2 separate regions of the Homo sapiens genome follow, and region 2 is linked to region 1. Evidence: chromatin loops called from intact Hi-C (ENCODE). Cell type or tissue: HepG2. All regions are shown on one strand. Links, peaks and the distances in the headings refer to the core of each region. The heading gives the core; the rest is flanking DNA.

The links. A loop is a pair of places that touch in the nucleus more often than their neighbours do. Peaks named below come from ENCODE experiments on the same cell type or tissue, not always from the same donor. Only the 100,000 strongest peaks of a DNase experiment are listed, where the experiment ranks them.
Region 2: a loop joins it to region 1, with 2.7 times the contacts of the local background. A loop is called at or near these places in 5 of 110 quality-filtered maps.

Annotation. Positions count from the first base shown.
Region 1 is chr22:19,547,903-19,560,474 of GRCh38, reverse strand. No RefSeq gene overlaps it. Among named protein-coding and RNA genes, the nearest start is that of LINC00895, 13 kb to the left of the region's middle. RefSeq lists enhancers at 4,425-5,127, 5,128-5,830 and a silencer at 5,415-5,709. In HepG2, for the core only: a CTCF peak has its summit at 5,529 (motif pointing right); a DNase peak (open chromatin) is centred at 5,444; H3K27me3 peaks cover 1,418 bases.
Region 2 is chr22:19,597,889-19,610,460 of GRCh38, reverse strand. No RefSeq gene overlaps it. Among named protein-coding and RNA genes, the nearest start is that of LINC00895, 37 kb to the right of the region's middle. RefSeq lists enhancers at 2,912-3,485, 3,968-4,535, 4,536-5,103, 11,501-12,001, 12,002-12,502. In HepG2, for the core only: no CTCF peak of the experiment used is centred there; DNase peaks (open chromatin) are centred at 5,460 and 6,560; H3K27me3 peaks cover 2,340 bases.

The DNA of each region.
Region 1 (12,572 bases), core at 1,593-9,592:
TTTTTGACGTAATGATTTCTTTTCCTTTAGATACCCAGCAACGGGATTGCCAGATCGAATGGTAGTTCTATTTTCAGTTCTTTGAGAAATCTTCCTAGTGTTTTCCATAAAGGTTGAATGAATTTACATCCCCACCCATCACCTAAGTTTCAAGTTCATCCCCAATTTCCCCCCACACTACTTTTGCCTGCAGAATCCTTGCAAATAGCTGCCTGTGCAGTCCCCCTGCCTCCAGTTGCTGCCCCCTCCCCAAAGACTGTGGCTTTGTTTGGATGAGTCTGGCATACCCCATCACCCTTCCCACCCTGCAACGGAAGCCCTCCGGTGGGTTCCCACTGCTCTGAGGACAGAGTCCAAGGCTCCTAGCCAGGCACTGAAGGTCCTGCCTGGGCCAGCCCCAGCAGCCCCCACCCCCAACCCCAGCTCTAGTTCCTTTGTCACCCTGTGGCAGTTCAGCTGTACCCCCACACAGAGAACACTGGAAGGTGCCCAAGGTATGCTTGTTGGGTGGATCAGTCCAATGTTATAAGGTAGGTATTGCCATCACCATTCTGTATATAACTAGATGAGCTCACTGAGGTTAAGACAACTGCACTTAGCTAGTAAATAGAACAGGTCTGGGATGAACCTAGGCCCATTGAACTGGAGAGCCTGAGGTCGTAAACTCTGTGCCAAAGACTTCTTGAGCATGCGAACTCACCGAGATCAGAAGCACACAGCAATGGCTGCACTGCAGTGTTGAGCGGGTGTGGAGATGTGCTTAAATGCCTCAGGGGCAAGGACCAGGGCATAGGAGAAGCCACATGGTGATGGAAGGTGACTGGGGCCACATGGTGATGGCAGGTGGCCAAGACCAGTATGCAGAAAAGGAAGGCAGCACGTGGCATTGCCGGGGCTATGGACAGACTTGCAGGGGTGGGGTGCAGTTCTTAGTTTTCCAAGACAGGAGGGCAGCTGCGGGCCTGGCCCTGACAAGATTCCTTTGACTCAGAGAGGAAATCAAGCTGCATGGCCATCAACCCATGTGAGACAGAAACTGGCTCCTCCTTAGCGCCCTGGGGAACAGCACCCCACCAGGCTGAGCCCTTGAGCTGCAGGAGGAGGAGCTGGCCCAGGTGAGCGTGGAATACTCACCTCCCCGCAGTTTGAGGGGCCTGGCTCTTTCCTTCTGAGGCTACTTTGGGGCCTCACAAATCAGGTGAAAGTTCAGTCGTAATCACACATGTGCTTACATGTAGTAGTTTGTGGAACATTTGCCCTAAACTTGTCCTGGGAACAATCTTTAGAAGAGTTTATTTGGCTGGGCAAGGTGGCTCACGCCTGTAATCCCAGCACTTTGGGAGACCAAGGTGGGAGGTATTGCTTGTGGCCAGGAGTTTGAGACCAGCCTGGGCAACCTCGTGAGACTCCATCTGTACAAAAAAAAAATTTTTTTTTTTTTTGAGACAGTCTCGCTCGCCCTGTTGCCCAGGCTGGAGTGCAGTGGCACGATCTCAGCTCACTGCAACCTCCACCTCCCCAGTTCAAGCAGTTCTCCTGTCTCAGCCTCCCAAGTAGCTAGGACTACAGGTGCGTGCCCCCATGCCTAGCGAATTTTTGTATTTTTAGTAGAAGCGGGGTTTCACCATATTGGTCAGGCTGGTCCTGAACTCCTGACCTCAAGTAATCCACCCGCCTCGGCCTCCCAAAGTGCTGGGATTACAGGCGTGAGCCACCGTGCCCATCCCCCAAATTTTCTTTTTTAATTAGCTGGGTGTTGGCCAGGCGTGGTGGCTCACGCCTGTAATCCCAGCACTTTGGGAGGCCGAGGCGGGCGGATCACCTGAGGTTGGGAGTTCAAGACTAGCCTGACCAACATGGAGAAACCCCATCTCTACTAAAAATACAAAATTAGCTGGGTGTGGTGGCACATGCCTGTAATCCCAGCTACTCTGGAGGCTGAGGCAGTAGAATGGCTTGAACCCGGGAGGCGGAGGTTGCAGTGAGCCGAAATCATGCCATGGCACTCCAGCCTGGGCAAAAAGAGCAAAACTCTGTCTCAAAAAACAAAACAAAAAAATTAGCCGGGTGTGATGGCATATGCCTGTAGTCCCAGCCACTCAGGAGGCTGAGGCAGAAGGATCGATTGAGCCCAGGAGGTCAAGGGTGCAATGAGCTGTGATCCCACCACTGCATTCCAGCCTGGGTGACAGAGTGAGACCCTGTCTCAAAAATAAATAAATGAATAGTATAAAATAAATAAAAGAGTTATATTTAGAAAACAAAAATGAGCAATTATTAAAAATAAGTTTTTACTTCTATTTTCTTTACTATTAATAATTCTCTAGACCATGGTTCAACAAAACAAATTTTTTTTTTTTTTGAGACAGATTCTCAAAATTTTTGTTGTGGGGGGGACAGGTTGAGCGATCACAGCTCACTGCAACATCTGCCTCCCAGGCTCAAATGATCTTCCCACCTCAGCCCCCAGAGTAGCTGGGACCACAGGTGCACACCACCACGCCCAGCTAATTTTTGTATTTTTTTTTGGTGGAGATGGGGTCTTGCTATGTTGCCCCCGCTGGTCTCGAACTCCTGGGCTCAAGCAACCCTCCTGCCTTGGCCTCCCAAAGTGCTGGAATTACAGGCATGAGCCACCACATGTGGCCCAAATGGATATATATATTTTTTTTTTTAATTAATTTTTTTTTTTAGTGTTCTGAAGTTTTAAAGTTTATAAATTAAGACTCTCCGGCCAGGCACAGTGGTTCATGCCTGTAATCCTAGCACTTTGGGAGGCCAAGGCGGGTGGATCATCTGAGGTCAGGAGTTCAAGACCAGCCTGGCCAACATAGTAAAACCCCATCTCTATTAAAAATACAAAAATTAGCTGGGCGTGGTGATGCATGCCTGTAATCCCAGCTACTCAGGGGGCTGAGGCAGGAGAATTGCTTGAACCAGGGAGGCAGAGGTAGCAGTGAGCTTAGATGGCACCATTGCACTCTAGCCAAGGCGACAGAGCGAGACTATCTCAAAAAAATAAAAACAAAATAAGCCTCTCCAAATTGTGATTCAATTAAGACCACAAATCTAGAACCTGAGAGCATTGTTTCTTGCCCATAATTTTCTGCACCCTCATCTCTTCTTTACTTTGGATTGCATTTCGCACCCTCCACCTTCATCAGGTCAGTCCCTCAGTGCGTTTTCTACTTTGCCCCAGTTGCGATGGAGCGCTCCTTGTTTCTGTGATCATATTGACATGGAGGTTTCCCAGGCTCTGCCTCCACACTCTCATCACCTGCCCTGCCAGGATCACCCTGCACCATCCCATCGCTATGAAATGCCACCTTTACCACCCGAACTGGGCTTTGTTGTTGTTGTTAGAGACAACATCTCACTCTGTCGCCCAGACTAGAGTGTAGTGGCTTGACCATAGCTCACTGCAGCCTCGAATTGCTGGGCTCAAGTGATCCTCCCACCTTGGCCTCCCAAAGTGCTAGGATGTATTAAGTTGCTAAATTTATGATAATTTGTATGTCAGCCATAGAAAACCAGTACACATACTTTTGAGAAGAAGGAGGTGTGTGTTTTTGCCCATTCCTTTGGTGCGTCCACACTGTTGTGGAATGTCCTGCCTCTTCATTTTGACCACCAGTTACTATGATTTGGAGACTAGTAGGTCATACTAACTTGGGTACTTGTCACTATTTGTTTTGTTGGAATTGCTGAGGACATGTCGGTGTCTATTAATTTCACTCTGTCTCTTGCAGTTATAATGACAGTCTGTTGTAGGTACCTGAGGTATGTGGGTACACATTTTCATTCTCTCATTCAGCAAATATGCACTGGAATTAGGAGTCTCGCACTTTACTGGCCCCTGCAGCTGCAGAGATGACTGGTCACATTGTCATGGATGAAGGTAACGGCAGAGTAGCGAGGGGCTGTGAACCCCCACTGGAGCTGACTGCCCGCCTAGATCCTGACTCTGCCACTCTCAAGTCCCGTGATGTGTCTCTGTGCCTTCCTTTCCACAGGGGTACATGGATGGCTGGGGCTGCGGGGTAGCGTTGTGTGTGTGCATCCCTGGGAACCATGCCTGGCACTCAGCAGGTGCCAGGTGATGGTACCTGTTGCTACCATCATTGTGACTTCACTGGCTGGGAACTAACACCAACTAAGACAGGAGTTCTTTTTAAAGAGCATAGTGTTCATCTTGTGGACTGGGACCTGTCATGGCCTCCTTGGTGGGGTCAAATCTGGTGTTGCCTGTGGGGTTCCCTGGGCCTCCTAGAGCTGGTTTCAGAAGGCCTGCAGGGCCAGAGGCAAGATGGGCCCAGGTGGGGCATGTCACATCATTATATTTTCTGCCTGTTACAGCAAAGGATATGCCACCACCCTCCTGTGTCTGAAGCTTGCCCAGCCAGCAGGTCCAGCTCCAGTGCTGCGTCATGTGAAAGCCTTCCCCACTATCATGGCCTGCCCTGGATTCTCATGGAATTGTGAGAAAACCTCCAAACACTAACTCCCTACCAAGTCAGCCACTCAGCACATCAGAGTAGTGTCACCTCGGGCTGGGACTGTCCAGAACGCTGGAGTCCCACAGCCTCACTTCCCACTAACAGCTGCTTCCCTCCTCATCCTTGCCCACATGGATTCCAGGCACGGTGGAGTGGAGGAGAACGTCCCATGCTAATGCAGGACACCTTGAGAGAGGAACATCTCCACCGTGGGAGGGACAATGAGTCTCTGGCACTGGGGCTTTGGCCTGAACAGTCTGGATCACCTTCACCCAGAAAACAGCCCCCCAGAGCCCAGGGGTCGGGGGAGCCACATTCCCCCACAGTTCAGAGGGCACACTGTCACATGCCCATCCCTCCCTCAGAATCAGCCATCCCCACTTGGTTGTTCCAGACCTCTGGTTCCTGCTGGGCAGCCCTTCTGCCCAGACCTCTGAAACAGTTGGCAGATGAATTCATGGTATAAGCTAAGCCTGAGGCCAGCTTCCAAGCAAAGTGTTTTAGATTTATGCTTATTTATTTTATTTTATTTTTTAAAGACAGAGTCTCACTCTGTCACCCAGGCTGGAGTGCAGTGGCACGATCTCGGCTCACTGCAACCTCCGCCTCCCTGGCTCAAGCAATTCTCCTGCCTCAGCCTCCCCAGTAGCTGGGACTACAGGCACACGCCGCCACGCTGGCTAATTTCTTTTGTACTTCAGTAGAGACGGGGTGTCACCGTGTTCCCCAGGCTGGTCTCGAACTCTTGAGCTCAAGCAATCTGCCTGCCTTGGCCTCCCAAAGTGCTGGGATTACAGGCATGAGTCATCCTGCCCGGCCTATGCTTATGTTTTTAAGCTCCAAAGACTACTGGTTCTGGGAAGGACTGGGTCACTATGTGACCTTGTGTAGGTCTCTTTTGGCCCTGAGTCCAGGAGGGCTCTGTGACTCCAGGTTGTGGCTGCGTCTGGAAGCTAACAATTGTTTAGTTTACAGTGTCCTTCCTCTTCATCTTGTTTGCATTCAGTTGCCCATGCCTGCCTCTGGGGGGAGGTGGGAAGGAATGTGGCTCCTGGGAGGAGCCCAGCTCCATGTGCCATTCTGAGGAGCCAGGCTGCACGCCCCTGGGCCATAGCTGCTGGTGGATGGATGAGTACACTGGCAGAGGCACTGGGAAGGGAAGACAGAATTGTTGGCCAATAGTCCCCTTTTACTGATTTTCTTGTCATTTTTGTGTTTGTTTTATTATAAAGATAACAGCTGTATTTGAGAAAGAAAGCTCAAACTATAAAGAAAATTTAAAATTGCCCTGTCTTACTCCAACTCCATTCCCTGAAGGTGGCCTGTCTTAACTATTTTTGTTTCTAATTCTTACAGTGGTTGCCTTCGTAATTCTAAAGCATACAACCCACATCTTGATTTCTCAACTGTGTAGTTTCTTTTGGCTCTATTGTATGAAATCAATGTGAAGTTAACATATTTAGACAACCTCTCCTCCTCTCAACCTCTCAATTTGTTCATTACTTTTAGATCTTGTAATCCAGTGCTTTCAAAATGCAGGTTCCCAGGCCGCAGACAAACTCATTGGAATTTGTGGTGGGACCTAGGAATGTGTATTTATAATAGTCTCCCCTAGTTAATTGTGTTCACTAAAGTTTGAAAACCATCATCCTTATAACTAAATAAGTGTCTTAGGAGTTGGGGCATTTTTGTCTGCCCTATCAGAAACCCAGCTAAGGAAGGACATCAGTGAAGATGGAGGATGAAGAAATACAAATTTCACCCCTCCACAAAAAACAATGAAAAAAGGGAAAAAACTCAAAAATCAACTTTTTAAAAATAGCTCTGGACATTAAAAGGCTTGCAGCAGGCCAGGCATGGTGGCTCATGCCTGTTATCCCAGCACTTTGGGAGGCCGAGTCGGGTGGATTACTTGAGATCAGGAGTTCGAGACCAGCCTTATAGTGAAATCCAGTATCTACTAAAAATACAAAAAACAAAACAAAACAAAGAAAACAAACAAACAGAAAACAGGCATGGTGGTGCATGCCTGTAACCCCAGCTACTTGGGAAGCTGAGGTAGGAGAATCGCTTGAACCAGGAGGCAGAGGTTGCAATGAGCTGAGATCATGCCTCTGCACTCCAGCCTGGGCAACAGGGCAAGACTCTATCTCAAAAAAAAAAAAAAAAAAAAAAGGGCAAGCAAACAAAAAAAGGTTTGTAGCAACATGAGGAAAACATTCAAGAGAAATGCCTCATTCTTAGTAAGAAATAAAGGCTGAAATCTTCCCAAATTTGATGAATTTGGAGTTACTAGTTAAAAAAAAAAAGAAAGAAAGTTCTAGCAAGAAAAGCCTAGGATCAGACGGCTTTACTGGCAAATTCCACCAAATGTTTAAAGAGGGGTTAACACCAGTACTTCTCAGATGTGTCCAAAAAACAGAAGAGGAGGGAACACTTACTGACTTATGCTGTGAAGCCCGACAAAGACATCACAATAAAAAATACAGACCAATATCCCTTATAAATTTGGATTCAAAAATCCTTAACAAACAACTAACAAACCAAATTCAGCAACATGTTAAAGGATTGTACACCATGACCAAGTAGGATCTATCCCAGGAATGCAAGGTTGGTTTAAAACACAGAACCTAATCAATGTAATACATCATATTAATAGAATAAAGGGACAGAACCACAAGGTCATCTAAATAGGCACAAAAGAATTTGACAAAAACCTTTAACAGGCAGGGTGTGGTGGTTCGTTCATGCCTGTAATCCCAGCACTTTGAGAGGCCAAGGCGGGTGGATCACCCGAGGTCACAAGTTTGAGACCAGCGTGACCAACATGGTGAAACCCCATCTCTACTAAAAATACAAAAAATTAGTGGGGCGTGGTGGCGGGTGCCTGTAATCCCAGCTACTCAAGAGGCTGAGGCAGGAGAATCACTTGAAATGGGGAGGCAGAGGTTGCAGTGAGCCGAGATCACACACTCCAGCCTGGGCAACAAGAGTGAAACTCCATCTCAAAAAAAAAAAAAAAAAAAAAAAATTTAACAAAGTCAGGATACCCTTTAGTGATAAAAATCATGCACTAAACTAGGAATAGGAGGGAACTCGCACAGTCTGATAAAGGGAATCTGTGAAAAGCCCACAGCTAATATCATACTTAATGGTAAAAAACTGAAAGCCTTACCCCTGAGATTAGGAACAAGACAAAGATGGCCACTCTTGCCACTTACTTAACATTGTACTAGAAATTCTAGGCTGGGCAACTAGACAAGAAAAAATAACAAAAAGCCATCTAGATTGGAGAGAAAGAAGTAAAACTCCATTTGCAGATGACATGATCTTGTATAAAGAATACCCTAAAGAAACTGGGCATGGTGGCTTATGCCTTTAATACCAGCACTTTGGGAGGTTGAGGTGGGTGGATTGCTTGAGCCCAGGAGTTCAAGACCAGCCCAGGCAACCTGGCAAAACCCCATCTCTACAAAAAATTAGCTGGGCATGGTGGCACACACCTGTAGTTCTAGCTACTCAGGAGACTGAGGTGGGAGGATCACCTGAGCCTGGAAGATTAAGGCCACAGTGAGCCATGATCATGCCACTGCACTCCAGCCTGGGTGGCAGAGTGAGACCCTGTCAAAACAAAACCAAACAAAACCCTAAAGAATCTGCACAAAAACTGGTAGAGCTAATAAGTGAGTTTAGTAAAGTTGCAGGATACAAGATTAATATACAAAACCAGTTGCATTTCTATCTACTGGCAATGAACAATTTGAAAATCAAATTAAGAAAATACAGCATCAAAAGAATAGTCTTGAAATACTTAGAAATAAATTTAATTTAAAAAGTGCAAGGCTGCTATAAAAAATCTACAAGACATTGTTGAAAGAAAATGGAAAGATATTCTATATTCGTGGACTAGAAAACTTAACATTAAGATCTTCAGATTTAATGCAATACCTATCAAAGTTTCAACAGCTTTTTTTTTTTTTCCAGAAATGGACAAGCTGATTCTAAAATTCATATGGAACTGCAAGGGACACAGAAAGAACCAAAGCAGTCTTGGACAAGAACAATGTTAGAAGACTCACTTCTCCATTTCAAAACTTACTACAAAACTATAGTAATCGACCAGGTGCGGTGGCTCACGCCTGTAATCCCAGCATTTTGGGAGGCCAAGGTGGGCAGATCACTTGAGGTCAGGAGTTTGAGACCAGCTTGGCCAACATGGTGAAACCCCATCTCAACTAAAAAGACAAAAAAATTAGCTGGACATGGTGGTGGGCGCCTATAATCTCAGCTACTCAGGAGGCTGATGCAGAAGAATGGCGTGAACCCGGGAGGCAGAGGTTGCAGTGAGCCAAGATCATGCCGTTGCACTCCAGCCTGGGCAACAGAGCGAGACTCTGTCTCAAAAAAAAAAAAAAAAAAAGTTCATAACAGCACTATTCACAATAGCCCAAAAATGGAAACAACACAAATGACCACCAACAGGTAAATGGATAAACAGAATAAAGGAATATTATTTAGCGTCACAGATAATGAGGTGTTGAATGAGGCTACAGCGCGGATGAACCTGGAAACACTGTGCTAAGAGAAAGACGCCCGACACAAAAGCCCACATACTGTGTGATTCCAGTTTTATGAAATGTCCAGAATAGGCAAATCTACGGAGAGAAAGATGCCAGACACAAAAGCCCACATGCTGTGTGATTCCGGTTCTATGAAATGTCCAGAACAGGCAAATCCATGGAGAGAAAGACGCCAGACACAAAAGCCCACATGCTGTGTGATTCCGGTTCTATGAAATGTCCAGAATAGGAAAATCTACGGAGAGAAAGATGCCAGACACAAAAGCCCACATGCTGTGTGATTCCAGTTCTATGAAATGTCCAGAACAGGCAAATCCACGAAGACAGAAAGTAGATTGGTGGATACCTAGGGCATGGGGTGGGGAGAAGTGGAGAATAACTGCCAACAGATTTGTGGTTTCTCTTGGGGAAATGGAAATGTTCTGGAATTACACCGTGGCGATGCATGTACAGCATAGTGAATATACTAAAGCCACTGAAGTATAAACTTTAAAGTGATTAATTTTATGTTATGTGAATTGTATCTCAATAAAAAATGTTTTAAAAAGGAAAGAAACAGCTGGGCATGGTGGCTCATGCCTATAATCCCAGCACTTTGGGAGGCCGATGTGGGAGGATCACTTGAGACCAGGAGTTCTAAACTAGCCGGGGTGACCATAGCACGACCTCGTCTCTACAAAAGAAAAATTTAAAAATTCACCAGGTGTGGTGGCACGTTCTTGTAGTCCAAACTACTCAGGAGGCTGAAGGAGGAGGATCGCTTGAGCCCAGGAGTTTGAGACTGCAGTGAGCTATGATTACACCACTGCACTGCAGCCTGGGTGACAGAGTGACACCCTGTCTAAAAAAAAAAAAAAGGAAAAAAATCCAACTAGAACGGTCTTAATATAGCAATTTATTGGCTCATGCCAGTGGATGTTCAGAGGTAAGGCAGGCTCCAGGGCTGTTCAGCTTACAGGCTTTACAGAACCATCATAGAGGCTGGACGCAGTGGCTCATGCCTGTAATTCCAGCACTTTGGAAGGCTGAGGTAGGCAGATCACCTGAGGTCAGGAGTTCAAGACCAGCCTGGCCAACATGGTGAAACCCCATCTCTACTAAAAATATAAAAATTAGCTGGGGCCAGGCGCAGTAGCTCACACCTGTAATCACAGAACTTTGGGAGCCTGAGGCGGGCAGATCACCTGAGGTCAGGAGTTTGAGACCAGCCTGGCCAACATGGTGAAACCCCATCTCTACTAAAAATACAAAAAAATTAGCTGGGCGTGGTGGTGGGCGCTTGTAATCCCAGCTACTTGGGAGACTGAGGCAGGAGAATCGCTCGAACCCAAGATGCAGAGGTTGCAGTGAGCTGAGATCGTACCATTGCACTCCAGCCTGGGCTACAAGAGCAAAACTCTGTCTCAAAAAACAAACAAACAAAAACTGTGATAGAAACCTGAGTACCTTCCATTGCTCCACCCCTCAGCTTTATCCTAAGGCTGGTTCCCTTAGTGATGGAAGGATGGCTGCCAAGCAATAGGAGTGCGGAGTTTCCCTCTTCGTGTGTTGGTAGGAGCCATTTTTTCACATGGCTGTATCTTGAAAATAAGGACCCCGGTCCCAGAATCCCCAGCAATCTTGCACTGGCCAATTGCTGGCCCACATAGGGTCACATACGCATTCTGAGTCCATCTCCAGCACTAAAGGAAATGCATACCCAGCAGGCTGGGGCCTAACCTCTAAACCTGTCATTGTCAGAGCAGTGGAGATGCTGTGATTTCAGGGACTAGTGACACCAGTGACTCGGGTCCGTCCAACAAGCCACCTTACAGCCACCTAGTGGAGCCTGGACCTGCCCCAGACCTCTATTGCTGTAGATATTTTATGACGGACCCCACTGTGCAAGATGAAGAAATCTTCCTGCTCTACCTCCCCGTTTCCATCAGCTTTACTATTATTTCACATCATCAAGGTTGCTTACGTTTTCCTTTGTTCTCGCATTACTATCTCCCATCTGGGACTTCCTCGTTGACAGGGTGGCAAGCTTGGGCTTCCTTTATGGTCATTTTGGCCTGCTGATCCTGGGGTCTCTGGTCCTGTGTTTGGAGGTGGCTGTGGGATGTGGGGGGTCCCATCCCAGGGCAGACTTCTTTGTAGGGTGCATGTAGTGGCTGCACTCCAAACACCCCAAACCTCAGTGGCCTGAAACAGCAACAGTCATTTCTGTCATCTCTCATGGCTCTGGGGTTGACTGGGCTCGCCTGGGTGGTTCTTGCTCAGATAGTCACAGAGGCTGGGGTTGCTTGGAAAACTCTTTCCCTCTATCTGGTAGTTGATGCTGGCTGCCAGCTGGAACATCTACATGTGGCCTCTAAGTCTGGTCTGAGTTGCTCACAACATGGCGACTGGGCTCCAAGAGTGAGCCACTAAAGAGGATGAGGAGCAAGTTGTATCACCTCTTATGATCTAGCCTGGAAGTCACATAGCATCATTTCTGTCACAACCTTCCCAGGTGCAAGGAGAGGGAATATAGACCCCAGCTTTTGATGGGGAGCACATCAGCATTGTATCATAAGAGCAGCACATGCTTGTACACCCATGTTCATGGCACCATCATTTGGAACAGCCAATACGACTGTATTTTTAAAAACATTTTTTGAGGCAGTCTCACTGTCACCCAGACTCACGTGCAGTGGTGCGATCACTGCTAACTGCAGCCTCAACTTCCCAGGCTCAAGCGATCCTCCCACTTCAGCCTCCCAAGTGGCTGGGACTACAGGCATGCATCATCATGCCTGGCCAATTTTTTTTGTAGAGAAGGGGTCTTGCTATGTTGCCCAGGCTGGTCTTGAATTCCTGGGCTCAAGTGGTCCTCCCACCTTGGCCTCTCAAAGTGTTGAGATTACAGGCGCAAGCTACCATCCCTGGCCCCAAGTGGACTTTTGGTTGATGAATGGATAAACAAATGTAATATAACTATATAGGGGAATTTTACTCAGCCTTAAAAAGGAATGAAGGGGCCAGGCGCGGTGGCTCATGCCTGTACTTTGAGAGGTTGAGGCGGGTGGATCACCTGAGGTCAGAAGTTCAAGACCAGCCTGGCCAACATGGCGAAACCCCATCTCTACTAAAAATACAAAAATTAGCAGGGCGTGGTGGCAGGCGCCTGTAATCCCAGCTACTCAGGAGGCTGAGGCAGGAGAATCACTTGAACCTGGGGGGCGGAGGTTGCAGTGAGCAGAGATCGCGCCACTTCACTTCAGCCTGGGTGTAAGAGCAAAACTCTGTCTCAAAAAAAAAAAAAAAAAATGGAATGAAGGGCCAGGCATGGTGTCTCACGCCTGTAATCCCAGCATTCAGGGAAGCAGAGGCAGGTGGATGCTTGAGCCCAGTAGTTTGAGACCAGCCCAGGCAACATGGCAAAACTTTCTCTACAAAAAATACAAAAAAATTACCAAGGCATGGTGGCGTGCACCCGTAGTCCCAACTACTCGGGAGGCTGAGGTGGGAGGAT
Region 2 (12,572 bases), core at 2,740-10,739, 49 kb before region 1:
CCCCACAGAAGCCACAGGGCTGTGACAGCCCCCACAATGCACATGAGGAGGGGCAGGAGTTGGCTGCAGAAAGGGAATGATGGGAAGAGGAAAAATGCTGGCTCCTGGCAGCTGAGCCTTTTTTTTTTTTGAGATAGAGTCTCTGTTGCCCAGGCTGGAGTACAGTGGAGCAGTCTCGGCTGACTGCAACCTCAGCCTCCCAGGTTCAAGCGGTTCTCCTGCCTCAGCCCTTGAGTAGCTGGGATTACAGGCATATGCCACCACAACTGGCTAATTTTTGTATTTTTTAATAGAGACGGGGTTTCACCATGTTGGCCAGGGGGGACCTCCAACTCCTGACCTCAAGTGATCCACCCTCCTCGGCCTCCCAAAGTGCTGGGAACCACCGCACCCGGCCTTTTTTTTTTTTTTTTTTTTTTTGAGAAAGTTCTTGCTCTGTCACCCAGGCTGGAGTGCAGTGCAACAATCGCAGCTCACTGCAGCCTCGAACTGGCCTCAAGGGATCCTCCCGTCTCAGCTCCCTGAGCAGCTAAGACTGCAGGCACATGCCACCATGCCTGGTTTTTTAAATTTTTTCTTTTTTTAGTAGACACAAGGTCTCACTATGTTGCCCAGGCTGGTCTCAAACTCCTGGGCTCAAGTGATCCTCCTACCTCGGCCTCTCAAAGTGCTGGAATTACAGGCATGAGCCACGACACCTGGCTGCAGCTAAATTTTGAAGAGAACCTTGCTCTGTTTATTTTCTTTCCTTTCCTTTTTTATTTTTTATTTATTTTTTGAGACAGGGTCTCACTTTTTTGCCCAGGCTGGAGTGCAGTGGTGCAATCTCAGCTCACTGCAACCTCCACCTCCCTGGCTTAAGCAATTCTCCTGCCTCAGCCTCCAGAGTGGCTGGGACTACAAGCATGTGCCACTATGCCTGGCTAATTTTTGCATTTCTCTGTAGAGACGGGGTTTTGTCATGTTGCTCAGGCTGGTCCCGAACTTCTGGACTGAAGTGATCCTTCCCAGGAAGGAAGCCACACCCAGGCACACACCCTGGGCCTTGATAATACAGGTGCTGGGACTATAGGTATGAGCCACAATGCCTGGCCTCCTTTTGTTTTTCAAAAAATGCTTAATATTCACGCAAGATGAAGAGTTCTTTTCTTTTTTTCTTTTTTTGGGACAGAGTTTCACTCTGTTGCCCAGGCCAGAGTACAATGACACAATCTCAGCTCACTGCAAACTTCACCTCCTGGGTTCAAGTGGTTCTTCTGTCTTAGCCTCCTGAGTACCTGGGATTACAGACATGTGCCACCACGCCTAGCTAATTTTTGTATTTTTAGTAGAGACAGGGTTTCATCATGTTGGTCAGGCTGGTTTCGAACTCCCGACCTCGGGTGATCCGCCCGCCTCAGCTTCCCAAAGTGTTAGGATTACAGGCGTGAGCCACCGCACCAGGCCAAGATGAAGAGTTCTAGGGAGTGGCTGCAGCACAGTGAGAATGGATTTAACACCACTGAACTACGCACTTAAAAATGGGTAGACCTTTTATGTTCTGTATGTTTGACCACAATCACATATTTTTAAAAGAAAGGAAAGGATGCCTGAGATTCAGATCAGAGCTCTGACAGCCAGTTTGTTTTCTGTGTCCAACCCATTTTTCTTTGCTTCTGTCTCCCTCCATTTACTGACCCTCACTTTACTTTAAAAACCAGATCTCTGAGGAAGGCATGAGGCAGCCAATAGCCACCTCTGGAGGCCAGGAGGCACTGGCACCGCGATGCTGTGGGGTACGGTGTGGAGAAGGCAGTGTGGCCCTGTGAGCTCGTGAGCCAGTGGGGACAAAGCTCACAGCCATCGATGCCACGCAGCTCAGGCACCACACAGAGACGGCCACCAGCCTGGAATCTGCTCCATGTCTTGGGAGAAAAGGAGCCTAGAACTCAGCCAAAGCATGAAAGCCTGGGTGAGAAATGCTGGTTTTCACTGAGAGAACTGAAATAGAAACTTCAGTCTCTTTCTGCCAAAGACACCAAAGCCTCTGGAATCTGAGCCACTGAGGCCTGAAAAGCAATTCTGGTTCTGGGGCTTATCACCACCCCCATTAACCCCCTCAGTCAGGGGCTGGCCACCCCACTGCCCTGGACGCTGTTTAGGGCATGGCCCTTCACACACCTCCCCACAGAGGCTGCATCCGAGCTCCCCTGAGACTCACCACCTCAGCTCTTCTCATTGGCTAAATCCCATCCACCCTTCTGGTGTGGCTTCCTCTAAGGGACCCCCTGACCACCCAGCCTGAATGCACACTTAGGTGGATATGAGTATTTATGTGTGATGCTGTCATCCCCTGAGTCTGCCCCCTGGTTCCCAGCCTGCTCAACTCTGTATCCCAAGCGTCTGACAGGAATAATGATTTGCTGAAGGTTGAATGAACCCACGACACTGTCGGGGCTCAGACTCCTGCAACGTTACTGAGTAAATCCACGGGAGGAGAGACGGAGCTCAGCCTGGGACAGGCCTTCCCGTGGCACCAGCCTGGCCTTGGGAACACAAGCTTTTCAGGAACCTGCTGCTCATAAAAACTGTATAGTTGTCAAAGCCGAGCACATTCTGCTCCCAGGTTAGAGGGTGCGCGATTCTATCCGAATGTTGATTCTGAAGATAAACTGCCCTTTAGCAGCAAGTGGGGCTGAAAATGAGGCTCTCAGAATGGAAACGCAAACTTCGAAACTGGTGAGGGCGGGAAGCTGTTGTAAACATCGCTGATGCATAGTCGGCCCGTAGCTCAGCTCTCTCTTTGGGAACCTTGCCCACCCCCTCCCCTGCCAGGCAGCAGGCTGCACGCCCTGCCTCCCTCCGGGAAGCACCTGGCCTGACATCACTCCACTGTCATCAGGCAGAGGACGGGCACATCCTGTGCTCAGCCCTCCAAAAGCAAACACAGCGGGCTGGGGAGAGGCTGGAGCTGGATGCAGGGCACCTGCAAACCCAGCCCTCTCCCTGCTCCTGGAGGCACAGGCACCTCCTCCCCGGGTGCGAGGAGCAGCCCTGAGCAGGGCTGCCTAATGGGGAGGCAGGCTTGGGCCCACGCAAACCTTTCTGTCTTTACTGTGGGTGCATCGGCACCAAGGGCAGGGGCAGGCACTGCTCTTCCGGTGTGACAGCAACCCGGTGCCGGGTGGAGAGGGATGACAGGGAAAGGTGAGAGGGAGCTTCCCAGAGCACCGGAAATGTCCTATCCCTGGGTGGGATGTAGATTTCATGAAAGTTCATCAGCCAAAACTCCTGTTATGGGAAACAAGATCTGTGCATTTTGTTGTATGAAAATTATGCCTTACTTAAAACAAAACGGATCACACCCACTAGGATGACTGCTATTAAAAAAACACACACACACACATGCTGGTGAGGATGTGAATGAAGACGGTGGGACCCTCATGTGCAGACGGTGGGACCCTCGTGTGCCGATGGTGGGAATGTGAGATGGTGCAACTGCTATGGAAATCAGTGTGGCTGCTCCTCAAAAGTTAAAAGTAAGAAGAGCCTCTGATCCAGCACACCATTTCCAGGTGTAGATCCAAAAGAAGCGAAAGCAGGATTGGGGCAAATGCCCACCCATGCTGAAGAGATAGAGGGAACCTGAGTGCCCATGAGGAGATGAATGGATAAAGAAAAGATGACACATCCGCAGAAGGCAGCATCACTCAGCCTGGAGAGGCAGGGAACTCGGACACACACCGCCACGTGGATGGACCTTGCGGATATTATGCAAAGTAAAATAAGTCAGTCACAGAAAGACAAATGCGGAGTGAGTCCACTGACATGAGTTCTCTAGAATAGCCAAATTCACAGACAGAAAGCAGAATGGTAAGCTGGGGAGGGGCTGAAAAGAAGGGAGAAAGGAGAGTTGTGGTTTAGTGGGTACAGTGTTTCAGTTTTGCAGGATGAAAAGGATTTTGGAGACTGGATGCACAACAACGCGGATATACTTAGGTTATACTAAGGATATACTTAGGATATACTTAGGTTATCGAACTGGGTGCTTAAAAATGGTTATGATGATAAATGTCATGTTGGGCGTTTGTTACCACAAGTGAGTAGAAAAGCTGCACAGTGATGGGGCCAGGGATCTTAGCAGCCCCCATCATCCTCATCCTTACTTCTCAACCACGCGGCCCTGGCCCTTCTGTGTCGGCCCCACTTCCTCAGGAAACACCAGCCGTGGCCTGAAGAGACCCTCCAGAGTCCCCGTGGCCGACCCCAGGCCTGCTTCCCCACCGACTGGCTGGGGTGTCTCCTGTTATCTGGAAAGGCTGCTTCCCAGAGCAAGTCTAGAACCGCCCCACTGGGAGCAGATGGTACTATGCGAAGGCCACTGTCACGCACGGGGCTGCCATCCCACGGGCTGGCCCTGGGCAGGTGGGTCTCTGGGACCAGCTCTGGCAGCACAAGAGGAGCCCCCGGCCCTGCCACCCTTCAAAGAGCACCACCTGAGCACAGGACAGAGGCCCGCTGCCTGTGGGGCCACCACAGACCCCGGCCCTCTTAATGAACACACGGCGGGCGGAGGGGGGCGTCCCTCGGAGGCAGGCCCTGGCAGCCACAGGTGTGGGACAGTTGATGGCATGTGGGCCGCTGCCTTCTCTCTGGAACCCGTGCAGTTGTGCAGTTGGCCCCCAGCACAGCCTCTTCCACTCCGATTAAGCACCAACGGTTTGTGCCAACCCCATGAAATGTGACTACCAACCTGACTTTGTCATCGCAGGAAGGGAGGGAACGCAGGGCCTGGGCTTGGCAAGCGTCTTGTGGGAAGGGCCAGTTGGTAAATATGTTAGGCTCTCCAGGCCACATGGCCTCTGTCCCAGCTACTCAACCTTGCCGTGGGAGCAAAACAGCCCACACAAAGCAAAAGGAATGGGCACCACTGTGTTCCAGTAAAGCTCATTTATGGACAGTGAATTAGAATTTCAGATCGTTTTCACATGTCATGAAATCTTTTTATTTTTTACGATCATAACTCACTGCAGCCTCCAACTCCTGGGCTCAAGCGATCCTTCTGAGTAGCTAGGAGTACAGGCTCATGCCACCACTCCCAGCTAATTTTTTAATTTTTTGTAGAGACGGGGATTGAGTTGGCCTCAAGCAGTCCACCGCCTCAGCCTTCCAAAGTGCTGAGATTACAGGTGTGAGCCCCTTAGGCCAATCGTGAATAATAATCCTCCTCCTCTTCTCCTTCTTTCTTCTTCCTTCTTTCTGACCATTTAGCAATGTAACAAACATAGTAAGCTCCTGAGCCATGGGGTAGAGCGGTGCTGGGATCTGGCCAACAGGTCACAGCTGATGATCCCAGCTCTGTCCCTAGGTCCAGACAGGCCCTCCCCAACAAGTGTCCCTCACTACCCACTCCCCAGGGATCATCCTACTGCGAAATGTGAACCACAATGACATCAGCTGCAGAGGAAGCAAAGCGGATAAACAGAGAGGCAATGAGGTCAGAGGGTCAAAGCCCATATCACAGTCTGGACTCGTGCCTGGCGCTCACGCTGTCACTCAGAAGAGCCCATCAAGCTTCAAGACTGTCCACGGAACTCTTGGCTCTCCCTGAGGCTGCCTGCACAGTTTAAACTCTAAAGACATGAAAATCGATTCACTAGAAAGTTAAACCAGAAATGGTATGGGCCAGTCACATTCCCCCAGGAAGGAAAGCCACCCCCCGGCACACATCCTGGGCCTTGATCACACAGGTGCATTGGAGACCAAATCCCAGCCCTGATGACACGGGCATCAGGTGCAGTGGCCCCCTGGACCGCATGATGTCAAATGTGGCAGAACCTGCACTCTGACCCTTCCTGGCATTGGGATCTAAAAACACACCCTTACAGTTAGCCTCTCTCTGCTTGTTTTCTGGTCTACAAAATGGGGGTGAAATATCTTTGCACCTCATGGTTGTTGTGGAGGTTGGGGCAAAATAGAATACAGGCACACCTGTATTTTATTGTAGTTTGCTTTATTGCATTTTATAGATATTGTGTTTTCTACAAATTGAAGGCTTGTGGCAAGCCTGTGTCTAGCAAGTCTCTTGGTGCCATTTTTCCAACAGTATGTGACCTCTGGCTCTCTGTGTCACATTGGTAATTCTCATAATATGTCATACTTTTTCCTTATTAGGTATCCATCATGGTGATCGGTGACTGTCGCCGGTAGAGGGTCGTGACTGCAAGTTGTCCAGGTTCTTGGTGTTTTGAACAAAGAATTGGACAAAACACCCAGCAAAGCAAAGAAAGAATGAAGCAACAAAAGAATGAAAGCAGGTGTTTATTGAAAATGAAAGAACACGCCACAGTGTGGGAGCGGGCCCAAGCAGTGGCTCAGGGCCCAGATACAGAATCTTCTTGGGTTCAAATACCCCCAAGAAGTTTCCCATTGGCCACTTCATGCTCATCTCATGTAAATGAAGTGATAGCCCACAATCATTCTGATTGGTTGCAGAAAGCAGCCAACCAGAGGCTGAAGTAATGTTACAAAGGTCACACTCCTGTGCAAACATCTGATTGGTTGCAAAAAGCAATCAGAGGCTAGGATGAAGTTACAGAGTTATACTTCTATGCAAACAAAGACTCTGCCCACAATCAGTCTGATTGATTGTGGACAGCAACCATTCCAAGGCCAGAGTGAAGTTACCAAGTTGCAAACAAAGACTCCACCGGCAATCAGTCAGATTTGTTGAAGACAGCCAATTTCCCATCTGCCAGTGCAGAAAAGGTGAGGATTTAGGTTCCCTGCTTCCAGACCCTATTCTCCTGCCTCATGAGTAATGATTTTTTTTTTTTTTTTTGAGACAGGGTCTCACTCTGTCACCCAGGCTGGAGTGCAGTACTGCAGTCATGGTTCACTGCAGCCTCAATCTCCCAGGCTCAGGCGATCCTCCCACCTCAGCCTCCCGAGTAGCTGGGACCACAGGCACACGTGTGCCACCATGCCTGGATAACTTTTGTATTTTTTGTAGAAACTGGGTTTCACCATGTTTCCCAGGCTGGTCTCAAACTCCTGGGCTCAAGCAATCTACGTGCTTCAGCCTCCCAAAGTGTTGAGATTACAGGTGTGAGCCACTGCACCCAGCCTGTGATCTTTGATGTTACTATTGTCATTGTTTTGGGCCCGGAACCATGCCCGTATAAGACAGTGAACTTCTGATAATATGTGTGTTCTGACTGCTCCACTGACTGTCCATGCCCCATCTCTCTCTCTCTCCTTAGGCCTCCCTATTCCCTGAGACACAACAATATTGAAATTAGGCCAATTAATAACCCTACAATGGCCTCTAAGTGTTCAAGTGAAAGGAAGGGTTGCACATTTCTCACTTTAAGTCAAAAGTTAGAAATGATTAAGCTTAGTGAGGAAGGCTGTCAAAAGTTGAGACAGGCTGAAAGCTAGACCTCTTGCACCAAATAATCAAATTGTGAATGCAAAGGTAAAGTTCCTGAAGGAGATTAAAAGTGCTCCTCCAGTGAAGACACAAATGATAAGAAAGTGAAACAGCCTTATTGCTGATATGGAGAATGTGGTAGTGGTCTGGATAGAAGATCAAACCAGCCATGCATTTCCTTAAGTCAAAGCCTAATTCAGAGCAAGATCCTACTTCTCTTCAATTCTATGAAGGCTGAGAGAGGTGAGGAAGCTGCAGAAGAAAACTTAGAAGCTAGTAGAGATTTGTGCATGAGGGTAAGGAAGGAAGCCATCTACATAACATAAAAGTGCAAGGTGAAGGAGCAAGTGCTGATGTAGAAGCTGCCGCAAGTTATCCAGAAGATCTGGCTAAGATCACTGATGAAGGTGGCCACACTAAACAACAGATCGTCAATGTAGGTGAAACAGCCTTCTATCAGAAGAGGATGCCATCTAGGACTTTCCTAGCTAGAGAGGAGAAGTCAATGACTGGCTTCAAAGTTTCAAAGGAAAGGCTGGCTCTGTTAGGGGCTAATGCAGCTGGTGACTTTATGTTGAAGCCAATGTTTATTCGCCATTCCAGAAATCCTAGGGCCTTAAGAATCATGCCAAATTTTCTCTGCCTGCGCTCTAGAAATGGAACAAGAAAACCTAGATGACAGCACATTTGTTTACAGCAGGGCTTACTGAATATTTTAAGCCCACTGTTGAGAAATGCTGCTCAGAAAAAAAAAAAGAATCCTTTCAAAATATTACTGCACCTAGTCATCCAGGAGCTGTGATGGAGATGGACAAGGAGATGAAAGCTGTGTGCATGCCTGCTAACACAACATCCATTCCGCAGCCCATGGACTGAAGAGTAATTTCAATTTCAAGTCTTATTATTCAAGAAATACATTTCATAAGGCTATAGTTGCCATAGATGGTGATTCCTCTGATGGATTCGGGCGAAGTACATTGAAAATCTTTTGGAAAAGATTCACCAGTCTAGATGCCATGAAAAGCAGCAAGTTGTGGTGACTTACACCTGTTAATTCCAACAATTTGGGAGGCTGAGGCAGAAGAATCACTTGAGTCCAGGAGTTTGAGACCAGCCAGGGCAACATATGGAGACTCTGTTTATAAAAAAAAAAAACAAAACAAACAAAAAAAAAAACTAGCCAGGTTTGGTGGTGCATGCCTATAGTTCCAGCTAATTGGGAGGCTGAGGCAGGGCTCACCTGAGCCCAGAAGGTTGTTGATGTCCTCGCGATCACATCACTGCACTCCAGACTGGGCAACGAGTGAGACCCTGTCTCAAAAAAAAGAGAACATTTTTGCTTCATGGGAAGAGGTCAAAATATCAACATTAATAGGAGTTTGGAAGAAGTAGATTCCAACCCTCATGGATGACTTTGAGGGTTCAGGACTTCAGTGGAGAAAGTCACTGCAGATGTGGGGGAAACAGCAGGAGAACCAGATTTAGAAGTGGAGCCTAGACCAGGTGCAGTGGCTCACACTGGTAATCCCAGCACTTTGGGAGTCCGAGGTGGGTGGATCACGAGGTCAGGAGTTCGAGACCATCCTGGCTAACACGGTGAAACCCCATCTCTACTAAAAATACAAAAAATTAGCTGGGCGTGATGGCGGGCGCCTGTAGTCCCAGCTACTCAGGAGGCTGAGGGAGGAGGATGGCGTGAACCCGGGAGGCGGAGCTTGCAGTGAGCCAAGATTGCACCACTGCACTCCAGCCTGGGCGACAGAGCGAGACTCCGTCTCAAAAAAAAAAAAGAAGTGGAGCCCGAAGAAGGGGCTGAATTGCTGCAATCTCAGGATCCAACTTGAACACATGAGGAGTTGCTTCTTAGGGATGAACAAAGAAAGTGGTTCCTTGAGACGGAACGTCCTCCTGGGGCAGATGCTGTGAACATGGTTGCAATGACAACAAAGCGTTCAGAATATTTCATAACCGAAAAAACACAGCAGGCTTGAGAGGATTTCTAATTTTGAAAGACCTTCTACTGTGGGTAAAATGGTATCAAGCAGCCTCCAGTGCCGGGGGCCATCTCCTGTGAAAGGCAGAGTCAATCAATGTGGTAAACTTCACTGTTGTCTGATTTGAATACATTGTCACAGCCCCTCTACCCTTCAGCAACCACCACCCTGATCAGTCAGCAGCCATCAGCACCGAGGCAAGGCCCTCCACCAGCAAAAAGATTCTGACTCACTGAAGACTTGGATGATCATTAGTATTTTTAGCAGTAAAGTTTTTTTTTCTTTTTCTTTCTTTTTTTTTTTTTTTTAGACGGAGTCTCGCTCTGTCATCCAGTCTGGAGTGCAATGGCGTGATCTCGGCTCACTACCACCTCCGTCTCCTGGGTTCAAGAGATTCTTCTGCCTTAGCCTCCTGAGTAGCTGGGATTACAGGCGCGCGACACCATGCCCAGCTAATTTTTTTTTTTTGTATTTTTAGTAGAGACGGGGTTTCACCATATTGACCAGGCTGGTCTTGAATTCCTGAGGTCATGATCCTCCCGCCTCAACCTCCCAAAATGCTGGGATTACAGGCATGAGCCACCACGCTCGGCCAAGTATTTTTAAATGAAGGCATATAAAAATTGTTTTTTTTAGATGTGATGCTATCCTATATTTAATAGACTACAGTTTAGTGTAAACATAACTTTTATATGTGCTGGGAAACCAAAAAATTCATATGACCCACTTCATTATGATATTCACTTTACTGCAGTGTGGTCTGGAACTGAACTCACACTATCTCCAAAGTATGCCTATAAAATAAAGCCCTCACCCAATTCCCTGCCTCAGAAAGCCCCTTCCTCACCTCCACCCAAGTCGAGGGCGTGAGTTAAATTTAGCTAGCTTCCGGCTGTATCCATTCAGTAAACACAAAACAAAAGGTACTAAATGGCAAGAACTGCATGCAGGGGGCTTTTGGGACAGTGCCCAGGACACAGGAGCTCAATCAACGTCAGCTGTGACAGTGGTGCAGATGACTAACGTCTGACAGATCTTCTTTCTTTAGAAAAGAACAGCTGTCTTCAGACAGGGCTCCACCCAGAGCTGGGCAACAGGTGACCACTGCCCTGAACATCCCTACGCAGCCCACCCAGCCCTACCCAGCTCCAAGAGGAGCAAGGGTCCAGCCAGACCTGCTCGGACAAGGCCTCATGGGGCCACCTCTGGATCCCGGGCACACCTGCAGGGATAGAGCCACAGGAAGTGGGGGCCGAACTGAAGCTCCACTTCTAGAGTGACCTTGAGGGCAGCAGTGCTCAGGCCAGCTCCTGAGACAGCCATGGGGAGTGGGGAGGTGGTGTTCAATGGGAACAGAGTTTCAGCCTCGGAAGATGACGACGTTCTGGAGATGGTGATGGTGCTGGCTGCTCAACACTGTGAATGTCCTTAATGCACTTAAAAATGGTTAAAGTGGGGCCAGGTGCGGTGGCTCACACCTGTAATTCCAGAACTTTAGGAGACCGAGATGTGTGGATCACTTGAAGTCAGAAGTTCAAGAACAGCCTGGCCAACATGGTGTTGGTACTAAAAAATACAAAAAAAATCAGCCAAGCATGGGGCGCATGCCTATAGTCCCAGCTACTAGGGAAGCTGAGGTAGGAGAATCACTTGAACCCGGGAGGTGGAGATTGCAGTGAGTCGAGATTGTGCCACTGCACACCAGCCTGGGTGACAGAGTCTCCATCTCAAAAAAAAAAAAAATTAAAGTGGGCCAGGCACAGTGGCTCACGTGTGTAATTCCAGCACTTTGGGAGTCCCAGCCTGGAGGATAGTTTGAGGTCAGAAGTTTGGACTAGCCTGGGCAACATAGCCAGACCCTATCTCTACAAACAATTTTTTTTCAAAATCAGTCAGGTACTGTGGCTCACACCTGTAGTCTCAGCTACTTGGGAGGATCACTTGAGCCCAGAAGGCGAGCTGTGCTTGCTCCACTGCACTCCAGCCTGGGCAACAAAGCGAGACCCTGTCTCAAACAAACAAACAAACAAACAAACAAAACATGATTAAAGTAGTGAATGTTGTATGTATTTTACTGTAATGTGTTTAAGAGGGAAAAATCACCTTGGGGAAAGAAAGGAGTACCCAGGAGCACTTCCAAGGTTATACTTAGGTTTTTGCTTCCTAAGCCAGGAAACGTAACTTTGCATTTGATTTATTCTGTACCCATCTTATCAGCACTTTCAGAGAAATAAGAACAGGGAATTGGAGCTCTCACAATAACTGGACAAAGACGGGCAAGAGATTAGAGAGCCCCAGTGCCTGCTGCCACCTCCTGATTCACTTCCCAGGGCGTGAGTGGGCCCTGCCCACACTGTGGTGAGGCCCTCACCCCGCCCTTCCTGGGATGAGGACACAGCCAGCCCTCGCTTGTGATCGATGCATGCAGGCTGCAGCTTTCACCCGGGGGTCACAGCCTCACTCCAACTCACATCAGGCCACATGGCAGCCCCATCGAGTCTTTGGGCCCTGCTGCAGAGGCAGGTGCCATGCCTGCACTGCACATCCAGGTGTGTTGTTGAGCAACCCCCTCCAGACCTTGATGTCATCCTCCTGGGCCCCTCCTCCAAGTCTTGTGCAACCCAGTGGTGTGATGTTTGTGTCCTGCACCCCAGGTCCTGACTGGCACACACCCTTCTCAGCTGGGTTAGCTCCTCCGTGTCTTTCAGGTGCCTGCACCCCAGCAGCAGAGAACCAACTGCATGGTAGCCATGTTCATGCAATCCACTCTCTGTTCCTGGATGCCAGCATCTGGCACCCCGTCCCAGCACACAACAGGATGCATGGATGGTGGCCTGGCGTCATGGACCTGGGGAGACAAGGCAGCCCAGCAGCCCCTGCAGAGCCTCAGGGAACTGTTCCTAAAACAAGTGAACTTGCTTTGGGAATCCAGGAACACCTTTGCTGGAACAATCCAGCCCTTGGGACACCCTAATTTGAAGCCCCCACCACCACCCAGGGGTGCAGCTTTGGCGAGGGGCCGGTCAGGAACAGCTGCTAATCTAGGTGGGGTTTCCTAAGCCCAATTCACCTGCCAGAAAATCAAGCCCTAAATAAGTAATTTGGTTTCCCCTTAGTTTTCTTTCCCTCCCACTGCCCTTTACAACAACCTGCCAGTTTAAGCCAAG